2 separate regions of the Homo sapiens genome follow, and region 1 is linked to region 2. A link is a contact called in ENCODE Hi-C or POLR2A ChIA-PET data. All regions are on one chromosome and are shown on one strand. The core of a region is the stretch at or near the end of the contact, and the rest is flanking DNA. Distances in the headings are between cores, read along the strand shown.

Region 1 (6,120 bases), core at 885-3,384, 2.2 Mb after region 2:
ACTCTATGCCGTGTGCCAAGCACTGTGCTGAGTGTTTTGTGTCTTAGACTCTATGCCGTGTGCCAAGCACTGTGCAGTGTTTTGTGTCTTAGTCTCTATGCCGTGTGCCAAGCACTGTGCTGAGTGTTTTGCATCTTAGACTGGATCTTCACAACCACCTCACCAAGCTGGTGATCGTACTGTGTGTTTTTCAGATGAGGGGCTAGGGTGCCCAAAGGTTAACTTTCCTTTCCAGAAGTTCAGGGTAGGGAAGTGGTAGCATGAGGCGAGCTGGAGTGACTGTGCAGCTGAGACTCGTCCATGTGATGCAGAGACAAAGTCGGTCAACTCTGGCCATCCAGGTCCCCAGGAATTGACTGGCTTTGTGATAACTGAGCCGACTTCATGGAAAATGGCCTGTGTGCAGTGGTGGGCAAGACCTGGCTCTGGGAGATGGCCACAGCGGCGAGGGGTGGTGGTGTGGGGGCCAAGTGAAGCCATGAGAGAGGGAAGCAGAGAAAACCTCCCCTTCCAGAGGGAGAGCAGAGCACTGATGAAGACCAGCCGGGCCCACCCCCACCTCAGTAGATACCACAGAGCACCCACTGTAGGGTCTCTGGGAGATCCGCTCCCCACGCCCCCCTCCAGTGAGTTAGCAGCGAGCTTGCCAGAGAAAAGATGTGGGCCGCTTATTTTGGAGGTGTGGGGCAGGGGGCAGCAGAGAAGTTTGCACCCTTCTCTGCACCCATCCACAGAAGGGCAGACACCCCAGAGCCTGATGGGGTGGAGGCAGCTGGAATGTGCCAGGGCAGCGGAGGCCCTGCAAGAGCCAGAGAACCAGTCCAGGTCGAAGAAGGGCGCGGGGGGCCTCACTGACTAGAGGATGAGAGTGGTCCCTGACTGGCTCTTGGAGAATGGAATCTGCCCTTCTCGGTGGAGCAGGTAGGCCTTTGAGTGCCTAACAAAACGAAAGAAATCGGCAGCAGAAGTTTCTATCAGGGTCCAAGCCTCTGCATGTGCTGGCTTGTTTGGCTTTATTTTAGAAACCAACCAACATGTTTCATTAGCACTGACACAGCAGGGGTCCCCTGCTGCCACCTGACAATCCAGCGTCACTTACACTGCACCCACGCAGGCCACACCTTCAATGGCCACGGCACGCTAGCCCAGAGTTAGCCACACAGAAACACACTTCTCACCGCACAAAACTCCCTTTTGAAAAAACCAAGCAATCGTCAGGTCGGAGGAGAATCACTAGCCCCCCACAGCGAGAGGGGACAAAGCTTGGTGGCCGAGGCCCAGGTCCTTGTGGCCCCTCCCGGTGGGGTGAAGGTGCCCGGGACTCCTCGGGGTTGCATGGCTACAGCCGGGGCGCTGCCAGGGCCTCCTCTGCGGCTGAGAGATGGAAGGGATCCTTCCCGACGCCCGCAGGTGGGGGCGAGCCACCGGGAACCGGGCCTGTCACCAGCATCCCCGAGCCCCCGCAGACCGGAATGCAAATGGCTCCGCGCCCACGCGGCTCCCGGTCTGCTGACGAGGGCTGCCTGCTCCCATTTCTTCTCTTCCTCTTCATTTTTTTTAAGGGCTGCCAGTTCTGGAAACTTTTTCTGGCTTCTCAGACAACTGTGGCAAGATGGAGTAGAGAGAGGCCCCGGCCGGGCGCTTTCTGCTGCCTCGCGGAGGGGCGGGCACGGGGAGTGAGGGGTCCCCAGGCCCAGCGGGTGCGGGGCCGGGTGAGGAGACGGAGCTCACCCCCGTTCGGAACCCAGAAGCATGGCGGGTCCCCACGCGCAGCCCTTCAGGGGCCTCGGGAGCCCGCGGCCTGGGTCACCTCCGGCTCCCTTCAGGCGGGGGGCGGCTGCTGCCGCCAGGCTCGGGCGTGGGTGCGGGCGGTGGGCATCCCACGGGGGTAGGGGAGGCGAGAGCCTGAGGAGACTCGGGAGGGGGCCCGTGGACGCGGCTGGCCCGGGATGGAGCTGGCGCGGCCACAGTGGGGGACGAGGCAGGGCACGCGGCGTTCCCCGGGCTCGGCCTCCCTCCCAGCGCACGGGCGGTCGGAGGAACTGGAGCCCCCACCCCGGACACGGTCCCGCGGGCGAAGGCTTCTCCCCGTCGCCCCGGTCCGGCCTCCCTCCCGCCGCCGCCAGCAGAGGCCGCTGTCCCACGCGCCGGGTCCCGTTGGCGCCGGGGCCTCCTGGGACGGCCTGGCCGCGGCCTGCGGGTGTAGGCGCCTCGGCGGCCACCGCGTCCCCAGGGGGCCTCGCGGACGGGGGCGCGGGGCTGCGGGGAGGAGGCGGGCGGGCCCCTCGGGCGACACCGCGGGGCGGGCGGCGGGAAGCCCGGACTCAGCGGTTTCCTGGGCAACCGGCCTCCTCCGGCGCGGCCCGCGCGGCTCCAGGTGGCGGGAGGCGGCGGTTGGCGGGAAGGGCCGCGCGGGCCCGGGGGCGGCGCCTCAGGTAGCAGCGCCAGGTGGCGCCCGTGGGCGGCGGGGCTCCCGGGGAGGCGCCTGCTCCCGCCCACGCCGGGCCCGGCCTTCGCGAGCTTCCTTCTGGATTCCAGCGCGAAGCCGCCGCGGAAACTCCCCGGGCGGGCATCGGAGCTCTGGGGCGGGGCGGCCGGGCTCAGAGGGCGGGCGGGAGCAGGCGGGCGGCGAGGGCGGGCAGCAGCAGCGGGAGCAGGGGCGCCCCGGGCGCCGGGGCCGCTGGGGACGAACGCGGCGGGTCAGGCCCCGAAGCCCGGGCCGCGGTGGCCGCCTCAGGCGCCCGCTCTGGGGTGGGGGTGGGGGCATCTTTCGGGACCGAACTCGCCGCAGCCTCCCTCTTTGTGCTCCTTTCCCCTGCTGCCCTTCCAGATGCGCTCTTTCCAGAAAGGCAGCACACGCATGTCTCTGCCGTGGCCCCAGATCCTCCCCGCGCCGCCGTTTTGAGCGTTCACACTCATTACCCAGGTCCGTCTGGGAGACCCGCCGGGCTCCCGCCCTCCCGGCCCGCAGCCTCCTGGCCAAAATCCTCCCGGGACACCCCACCTGGACTGCTGCGAACGGGCCTCCACCCGCCTCCCCGGACCCGCAGCGCCCCCCGCTCCCTCAGGGTTCTGGGGTGAAGGGGTCTGAATAGCACCAGGGGAGGCGGCAGGGCGGGCCTGTCCTACCTGCGCCCGAGCACTGCTGAGACGACATCCCTTCCAGCGCCGCCACGTAGTCCAGCCCCAGCCAGCCGCGGTAGGTGGTTTTCTCTCCGACAGGCACCGCCCGGACGGTGGCATCCTTGAAAAGCAGGTCTTGGCCATGATAGTTGGAGGAGTCGAACATTTTGAACCCGTTCTTATTGTGGTCGTCTCCAAACAGGTCCTGGAAGCACCGCAGGCAGACGACCTGCTCCTCACTGGGCTCAGGCAGGGTCACCCGCCCAGTGCCGCTAGCTGCAAATTGCTTTACATACAGTGACCCAAAGAGCAAGTCATTTCAGGGCCCCACCACTCTGATTGGAAGTCATAAGCTTGACAACTGATTGGCCTCTGTCACCCAAGCGGGTGTGGGGACACTAGGCCCGCAGGTGCCACTGGAAGAGGCGTTCAGAAGCACTGCGGTGCTCCAGCTCCTGGATGCAGGTCTGAGGCCTGAGATGTCCAGGAAGAAAGACCCAGAAATGAGGGATGGTGTGGGTGGGATTCCTGAGCGTTCTGCTAGGCCTGCTGAGCACTTCTTGGCCTTTTCCATAAGGCTTTCTCACTCTGTCTTACAGATATCTCCCCACAAACCTAAACAATTTCGAGAGGGACTTGTGTTCTGCAACCAGTCACAGAATATCAGGTGAGCTGGGCGTGTCTTCACTGACCCACCCGCCCAGGGATGCTGCACTCCTCTCCACCCTGCTCAGAATCACTAGAATGACCGTTCTGTGGCTACAGCCCTAAAAGAGCTACTAAAAAGACCAGAAGTAGTATGAGAACTTATGAATACGAATATAAATAAAGGACATCTGGAGAACATGCATGAATGTCTATGTAAAGTGTTAAGTACTGATCAAGGAGGAACGAAGGAGTCAGGTGGCTCTCAGTCTTTTTGGAGGGACTCGCAGATCCTCCTGAAGATCTGATGAAAGCTGTCAGCCTTCTCCCCAGAAAAATGCACATCCACCCAGGATTCTTCTCCCACATTACTTCAGAGGACTTAGCAACCCCCTAGGGAAGCCCAGGGACCCAGAGTAAAGCACTCCTGGGATAGAGGGGTTCTGTGGGGAAGATGACAGGAAGGAACATGCGTCAGTTCACAATGTCAAAGTTTAGGAACAGGCCTGGCGAGCCAGCCAGCTCTGCAGTTCTGTGGTGCTGGTGGGTGTGGAGAAGGCAATTTCAGCATAAGTCGGGGGAGGGGGAGTGGTTAGAAACCAGTGGCTCCATTGTGAGACAACCTGGGTTTAAATTCTAGGTATATTTTGAAAGCACAACCAATGGGATCTGCTGATAGATTGGCTGTAGAGCACGAGAGGAAGACCGGAGTCAAAAATGACTCCCGAGGAAATGGAAAAGCTAAAGTTGCTCTTAATTGAAGTGGGGAAGACTGAAGGAGGGACGGGGGTCCAACTTTGGACTTGATCCATTTGAGATGACTGTTAGAAACACAAGTCAAAATGTCAAGTATGTAGTTAAATATGCAAGTTTGGGACTGATGTCTGAAGATGTAAATTTAGAAGCCATCTGTATATAGATGGTATTTGATGACATGGGATTGGATGAGATCAAGGGTAAGCTGTAGACAGGGAAGAGGGCTGAGAACTGAATCCTAGGGCTAACAGGTCAGGGAGATGGGGAGGAAATCAGCAGAGAAGACTGAGGAGTGGCCAGAGAGTGAGAGGACAGCCAGGCAGGGCTGAGGACCTGGGCATCTGCAGGGGAAGGTGTTTCCAGGAGGAGGGAGAGCTGTGGCCAGTGCCACTGAGAGGTCAAGTAAAATGAAGACTGAGAAATGGCCACTGGGTTTAGCAACATGGGTCACTGTGACCTTGACAAGAACAGCTTCAGGGCCCTGGTGGGAGCCTGTCTGGGGTAGTCTCCATCCTTAAGAGGGGCCAGAGGAGAGGACTTGCTAACTCAGTCTCCATCCTTAAGAGAGGCCAGAGGAGAGGACTTGTTAACTCCAGAGCAGACCACTCTTTGGAGGAGTTTTGCTTCGAAAGGGAGCAGGATTGGCCGGGCACAGTGGCTCATGCCTGTAATCCCAGCACTTTGGGAGGCCGAGGTGGGCGGATCACGAGGTCAGGAGATCGAGACCATCCTGGCTAACACGGTGAAACCCCTTCTCTACTAAAAAATAGAAAAAATTAGCCAGGCATGGTGGCGGGTGCCTGTAGTCCCAGCTACTCAGGAGGCTGAGGTGGGAGAATGGCGTGAACCCGGGAGGCGGAGCTTGCAGTGAGCCGAGATAGTGCCACTGCACTCCAGCCTGGGGCGACAGAGTAAGACTCCGTCTCAAAAAAAAAAGAAAAAAAGGGAGCAGGATTACAGCTGCAAGAGGATGGATGTGAGACCAAGAGGTTAGTTTGTTCTTTAAGGATGGCAGAAGTCACAGCATGTTTCATGTTGGTGAAAATGGTCCGACTGAGAAGGGAAAATCAACGATGCAGGAGGCAGAGGGGACAGTTTCTGGAGGGATGTCCTTGCGTAAGTGAAAATCACAGAATTTCCCCCGGGCTTCCTCAATTTCTCTAGAGGTCTGCTCCAGGTAGACTGAGGCCTCCCAGGGGCTCAGCTTACCTCTGCTGCACACCCCTCAATGAGGTAGCCCCACCCTGGCTCACCTGGGCCTTGTCCAGCAGTCCATACACGGTGAAGATGTTGGTGTCGGGCCGGACCATCACGGCGTGGGGTGGTATCTGTGCCAGGTTGCAGGCTGCAAACTGGGACACCTCGGCTCGGGCCCCGTTGGGGCACAGCAGTTCATAGTCCTCTGACCTGAGCTCAGCAGCCCAGGGCTCGGAATTGTGGCCTGAGGGGGGTAAAGCAGTGTGTGTGGGGACGTTCCGGGAGTGGAGAGAAGTGTAAAGAGAAGCTGCTATCCTGGGACCCCAAGGCCTTCACCACAGGGAGGTGGCAACATCTGGCCAGCTCCCCAACCCTCTCCATTCTCCACGTGCTCTGCTG
Region 2 (6,641 bases), core at 1,213-3,712:
AAAAAATTAGTTGGGCATGGTGGCAGGCGCCTGTAATCCCAGCTACTCAGGAGGCTGAGGCAGGAGAATCGCTTGAACCTGGAAGGTGGAGGTTGCAGTGAGCCGAGATTGTGCCATTGCACTCCAGCTTGGGCAACAAGAGCGAAACTCCATCTCAAACAAACAAACAAACAAAACAACAACAACAACAAAGACAAACCACAAAACAAAACAAAAAAACCCTACATATTGGGTACAGTGTACACTACTCAGGTGATGGGTGCACTAAAATCTCAGCCTTCACCATTATACAATTCATCCATGGAACCAAAAACCACTTGTACCCCTAAAGCTATTGAAATAAAAAAAATAAAATTGATGCATAATAGGTATACATATTTTTGGGATACCTTTGATAATTTGGTATGTTGACATAGTGTGTAAACATCAAATCCGGGTGATTCAGATATCCACCACCTTAAATATTTGCCTTTTCTTTATGCTATAATCATTCAAATTATTCCTATCTAACTGTTTTGGAATGTACAATAGATTATTGTAAACTATAGTCATCCTGCTGATCTATCCAACACTAGGTCTTATTTCTTCGATCTAATTGTATATTTGACCGGTTAATCAACCTCTCTCCGTCCTCTCAGGGCTTTCTTTAAACATAGATCAAAGAAAAAAAATTTGAATTGGGGGCTAACCCCTCTGTTTTTCTACGAAACCAGAAACCTTACGCTGTCTTCACACTTTCGCAACTTCCTTTTATTGGCATAATTTGAGCAAGTGTGTGTGTGAATGTGACTCTTGCCAGTTAGTTTTGCACCACTGGAGAGATGTGAAAGTATTTGCTCTTGCTGAGATGCAACGAGGGGTCGGGTCAGTGCTAACTTGACTACTCATTTCTATTTGACCTTGCAGAGAAGGTTCTTTCAAGAGCACTTAAAAACAATAGCCTTGCTGGGACAAAGTGAAAAACACTGTGAGAGCCTAGAATGTGTACACTGGAGAAAGACACAACAGGACACGAGAGCTGTCCCAGATATCCGAAGGGGGCTACCTGGGGAAGGAAGCAGATTCATTCTGTGCAGCCCAAAGAGGTGGAACTGGGCTGGGAGGGAGGATGTGGGTCTAAGCAAAGTGCCCCACGGACGCCGCTGTCTAAGAGCAGTGCTGTTAGCTCCCCATGGGTGGGGTTGTTGCAGCCGAGGCTGGGGGGCTAGTTGGCAGCCATGCTGCAGGAGGGGACACCAGCCTTGGGGGAGAGCCGTCTGTTAGCTCCTCACTTCTCGGGTCTTGCCCAACCCTGCCTTCATAAACACTAGAAGAATCCTCCTTGTGAGTGGGATGATATGCCCAGGAATGTTGTGGTAGGGCTAGGAGAGGACAGGGAGAGTCAGCTGCCTTGCCAAGAGCCCAGGACGGGAGGTCCTGGGCCAGGTGGATAGCACCTCCCTCAGCCTCAGAACTCAGAGGCTGGCTCAGAGCCAACACCATTCTGCCCAGTTGTCAATGAAGACTTTCACTCTTAAGAGGGTGAAGGGCAAAACCTAAAGGATTTTTCCAACAGTTGTACTCTGATTGCGGAAACCAAAGGAAAGAGTCATGGGTTCTGACGAAAGGTTAGAAAAGCTTTTGGGAGGAGAAGGCATTGAACCTTGATGAGTGGGAAGTTTAACTTCTGGGAAAGTTAAACTGAAATTCATCTGAGCCGCATTATGCTCTTGGCTGTCCTTCCTTTTACCCTATTCAAACCAATGTAGTCAGCTTACCTCCCGTCTTGGGCAGGGCCTGGGGTGGGAGTAGAGCTGGGGTGAGGTGGGACCACAGTGAATCAGACCCAGCCCCTGCCCACCAGGACCTGTAGTCTGGTCACTGATAATCCAGTAGAAGGCAGTAAATTGTGAGTGCCATAGAAAAGGTACCTTGTGGGGGGCTCGCAGGACAGACCATCACACCTGGCTGGGGATCAGGAATGCTTCATGGGGCAGTTCCTCTTTGAGATGTGTGCTGAGGGATGGGCAGGGCTTTTGAGTGAAGGAAGGAGGGTAGATGTGAGTCTCTATTATAATTCTCCGGCAAAAATATTCTGGTTTCTCTCTCTTAGTGGGTAGATTGGTAGGAAGATAAGGTTGGTTTTGGTAGGCTTTTTCTCTTTCAGGTATCCGATACCCACTCCTCACCTTAAAAGATATCTGTGTCTGTTAACTGTCCTTCTTAGGTCCAGAATCAAACTCATCTGTCAATGGGCTCCATGGATAGGGACCAGCAGGGGAGTTAATGGCCCTGGAGACAGAAGGGGCAGGAGGTCAGGAGTCAGGGCTTCGGGAGCAGCCAAGGGGCATTGGGAGGAAAGAGACTGCAGAGAGACTGAAAGGTAACTCATTACGTGACAAAGACTTACTGTTATTACTGATAATTTGCAGCAGGCACTGTGTTGGGAACTGGGTATCCTAAGATGAGGATAGCAGGGCGTCTGCCCCAGGGACCCCCCGCACGGAGGTGGCTGTGTCGGCAACAGTGGTGTCACAGTAGGTAAGTGCAGCGAGCAAAACAGGCCACAGAAGTGCGCACTGGTCCACGGTGACCCCAAGGAGGACATGATCCCCCTTGTCTGGGAGGTAAGGACAGCAGGCAGCCCACCTGCAGCTGGGAGTGGTGATGGGAGAAGCTGCCGGGCTGGCTTCTTGCAGGTCGGCTCTTAGAGTTGGGCCTTTTTGGCCAATTAAATGGTCTCACCTCTCCCTTAAATTCAAGAACTTTCTCCATGAATTCTCAGTCCTGTGCTCACCCAGCCTCTGCTGCCTCTTTTGCTGTTGGGTGGCTGTGGTCGCCACAGGTTCTGCTGCATTTTAGAGACCGAGTCAGCCTTCTGGACTTCCCACCTGCTGGGTAAAACTCAAGTAACATGTGAGAGCCGCGCTCCTCAGGCCCCACCCCCTGTGGGTGATTGATTTCTAAGTAGGGGAAGCCCGCCCTCCTCAGGTCCCACCCCTTGTAGATGATTGATTTCTAAAGTAACAAGTGAGAGCCAAGCTCCTCAGGCCCCACCCCTTCTGGATGATTGATTTCTAAGCAGGGGAAGCCCGCTCTCCTCAGGCCCCACCCCTTGTAGATGATTGATTTCTAAAGTAACAAGTGAGAGTTGCGCTCCTCAGGCCCCACCCCTTGTAGATGATGGATTTCTAAGCAGGGGAAGCGCGGCCGCCCCGGGTTAGACACGCGTCTGTTTGCTTGCAGATGTGCACACACTGTCTCCGGCTTCTTCTGTGGCTTGGTAGAAGCCCCAGCTTTTTAACTTATTAAGCACAGCTCTTCCCTCTGTAGGACTGCAGGCAGGACAGTCCTCTTCCCGGGCTCACCGCAACATTCAGTAGCTGCTTTGAAGGAACAGAATAAGGTTGCCACATGCCAGTCTGTCCTCCGATCACTTCAGGGTTCCACTCACCGTGGGTTCAAGGCTTCTTTGATTCTTTGTTTCCTTTAGTTTTCATTCTCTCCTCTTCAGAACAAGAGTAGATGGTTCGGTGTATGCAAATATCACAGTTCCAGGTAACTTGAAGGAGCAGTTTGGATTTAGGTATTCATTCTTACTTTTATAGGACTGTAGATATCTCTTTATGCAAATAAGACTTACTATTGTATTATAAGAGCAATAACCATGCACTGCTTCAAATGACATCATTTACATTTTTATTTTTGCAATAAGAATATATTTAGGCAACAGAATCAATGCTGCTTTTTGAGAGGTATTTTCTAATTTCTAATGTTGATGGGTTCAAAGACTTGCTATGAGTACATGGGTCACAGACACCACCTCATGCAAAGCAGAAAGGAAATAAATCAAGGAATGAGAACGAGAGCCAACACCATTCTTTCTTTCTTTTTTTTTTTTTTTGAGACAGAGTCTTACTCTGTTGCCCAGGCTGGAGTGAAGTGGTGCAATCTTGGCTCACTGCAACCTCTGCCTCCCGGGTTCACACCATTCTCCTGCCTCAGCCTCCCGAGTAGCTGGGACTACAGGCGCGTGCTACCATGCCCAGCTAATTTTTTGTATTATTAGTAGAGACAGGGTTTCATCATGTTGGCCAGGATGGTCTCGATCTCCTGACCTTGTGACCTCCTGACCTCGTGATCTGCCTGCCTCGGCCTCCCAAAGTGCTGGGATTACAGGCATGAGCCACCGCGCCTGGCCGCGCCAACACCATTCTGCCCAGTTGTCAATTAAGACTTTCACTCTTAAGCAGAGTGAAGGGTAAAACCTAAAGGATTTTTCTCACAGTTGTACTCTGATTGTTTGTGGAAACCAAAGGAAAGAGTCATTGGTTCTGATGAAAGGTTAGAAAAGCTTTTGGGAGGAGATGGCATTGAACCCTGATGAGTGGGTCATTTGGGTAAACTAAAAAGTGGTGGTGGGGAAAGGAGGAGGGACGTAAAGGGGGAGCAGACCCCTTGGCCCACTGCCCGTGTCCCCTTGGCTTTTCACTGGTGCAAGCTGAACTTGCATGCCGAAGAGTCCATGTCCCTCCCGCCCAGCAGAAACCCACACCTGTGACTGATGGGAGTGGTGGACAAATACCCACAACTTCCTCTCTCTACTCTTGGCTGAGGACAATTCTGAAGTGAGCCCTACACTGTCTCCCAGGTAGGATCAACTGTTAGTTGCTACAATGGGAACCTGCTGAAAAAAGTACCCTTTATTGACTTCTTTTTGTTCCCCACTATCCTGCTGGTTTTTTCTGTCCCAAATATACTTGCACTTGAATCCTTGTCTAAGGGTCTGAGAATCCAACCTAAGATAAAAGATGTTTCAGTAGCTGGAACAAAACATGTAAATGGAATGGGTTGGGTGTATTTGAAAGGCATGAATGCTCCAAGGGGGCTAGTGGCTTGGAAGTTTAGAAGGAGATGAGACTAGAATGATAGGAGTCATGATGTGAAGTATCTGAATCCTGAACAAAATAATCTAACTTTTTTGTAGACAATGGGAAACCATGGGGCTGATGAGGGTGGTGAAAACTTTCTCCAAGGTCTGCAAGCATCCGCTTCTCTGGCTCAGGCTCATGGGGCTATTTGCTTCTCTTTCAGCCCCTCCATTCTGAATCACTTACTTGTTAGGGATTCTGCAGGATGCACCTATGGTCCACCAAGTTGGTGTCTGCTTTTGAGGAGAACACTGAATTTCTTCTGGAGCTTCTTGAGCTTCTTTGTGGAAAGAGCTAGGGTTTTTGGAAAAGGCCAGACTTTTGGAACAGTATAGGCTATTTTGGCATTAATTGGATTCTTCCTCATAGGCAGAAGAAGGTGAGTGGCTGGAACTAGTCATTCTAGTTCTTACAATCTCAGGAGGAATGTTTGATGCAAAGGAGTCAGACAGCTGTAAGAAGAGCTCAGCTCACTGAGTTTGGCATTCCTGGGGGCAAATAGGAAAAGACTTCCAGCCAGTGTTAGGGAGTCAGATGGCAGTTGCTGGTGACATTAGAGCTGTTCACCAGGGCTTCGCAGGAGGGAAAGCTGTCCATCAAACAACACCCTATCTACTGAGGGCCTCCTGGGCTTTGGAGAATGCCCCTCAGCCCTGGTGATTATCTGAGACAGTGGGGGGTGTCCAGGAAGTTTGCAATAAGGAGGCGCAAGAGGCTGTTCTTGTTCATCCAAAAGAAGTGGAAAGGAGACAGGGAAGTATGTCTGCTTTGTGGGGAAGGCCCTGGTGCTGGCTAACAGTAAGCAATGTGGTCTTGTAATGCTAGTGGGCAAAAAGCAAAGGGATGTCAGCAATCCAGCCTGTGTTTGTTGAATGCATTTGAGTCAGGTCCTAGGCTGGGCATTGAGCGAGGGAGTCAGGAGAAGGAGCAAGATAAGCCCAAGGAATTCATGGTCAGGGGTCATCAAGAAGGTATACGCACATCTAACTGTAATTCCAGATGCAGTCTGACCTGAGCCATGAAGAAGTGCAGAGTCCCCAAGAGGCCAGAGAGCTCACGTCTGGTTAGAGTCGGGGTGTTTGATGGGAAGATGAAAGGAGGAGCTGGCATCTGAGGTGAGCCTTGTGGGATGTGCAGGGTTTGGATATATGGAGAAGGGCGTCGGGAGATGGGGAGTTTTATTCCCAGGGACATTATTGGGAGGGACTGAAGAATCACTCTGGGTCCAGCTCCTGGGAAGGGGTTCTTGGCTCACTGCCTGCCCTAAGGCCACCTTTCCCCTGTGTAAGTTCCCCCTCTAGTCTTTTAGTCCTGGCACTTGGGTCCAGGAGCAGGAGTCCTGGCTCATCTTAGCATTTAGGGAGGCCACATCCCCTCTCTGGGGCACTGTTCCACCACTTAGAACACAAGGAAGTTGGGCTGGTCAAAGAGTATCTGTGTTAGGGAAGGGCTGTCTAGTTACATCCTCCACCTACCCTCGGTGAGAGGCACCGCTGGGCTTAGCCTGGTTTCTGACAGGAGCAGGGATGTCCCATCCCTCAAGGGTGTTCAGGTGTGTGTGGTAGGAAATTCACTGGAATGGCATTCTCTCACATTTTAGAATTCTTTCAGAGTAACACTTACCCCATACATCTACTTCCCCCTCCCACACTTACCACCCCCAATGAAAACACAAAGCCAGTTTGCCCGCGATACATGATGTGCTGTGCCCAGCCGACTCCGAGGGAATGA

The links. Hi-C counts contacts between places; a loop is a spot of excess contacts on that map. ChIA-PET counts read pairs that join two places held with the same protein, here RNA polymerase II (POLR2A). Pooled maps may share reads with other maps.
Region 1: a map of CD8-positive, alpha-beta T cell shows a loop between it and region 2 (26-fold over the local background). The contact joins the promoter of MELTF-AS1 here to the promoter of LINC01972 in region 2. A Hi-C loop is called at or near these places in 1 of 168 maps with a recorded cell type or tissue (CD8-positive, alpha-beta T cell) and 1 of 50 pooled maps. POLR2A ChIA-PET finds 5 or more read pairs at or near these places in 1 of 52 experiments (activated B cell).

What each region holds. Positions count from the first base shown.
Region 1 is chr3:197,000,772-197,006,891 of GRCh38, forward strand. MELTF-AS1 (MELTF antisense RNA 1) reads left to right here and starts at 2,135. Exons shown (of 4, transcript NR_038285.1): 1 at 2,135-2,202; 2 at 2,831-3,199; 3 at 3,326-3,588; 4 at 3,723-3,973. MELTF (melanotransferrin) reads right to left here. Exons shown (of 16, transcript NM_005929.6): 14 at 5,778-5,965; 15 at 3,130-3,328; 16 at 969-2,680. The coding sequence ends at 2,601. RefSeq lists silencers at 1,634-1,713, 1,864-2,653, 2,694-3,093.
Region 2 is chr3:194,766,247-194,772,887 of GRCh38, forward strand. It overlaps LINC01972 (long intergenic non-protein coding RNA 1972), which reads right to left and starts at 2,463. Exons shown (of 3, transcript NR_146990.1): 1 at 2,390-2,463; 2 at 2,169-2,271. All of the region lies in intron 3 of LINC01968 (long intergenic non-protein coding RNA 1968), which reads left to right. It overlaps LOC105374292 (a long non-coding RNA gene), which reads left to right. Exons shown (of 6, transcript XR_001741084.2): 3 at 5,910-6,025. RefSeq lists enhancers at 2,954-3,248, 3,364-3,463 and a silencer at 3,094-3,193.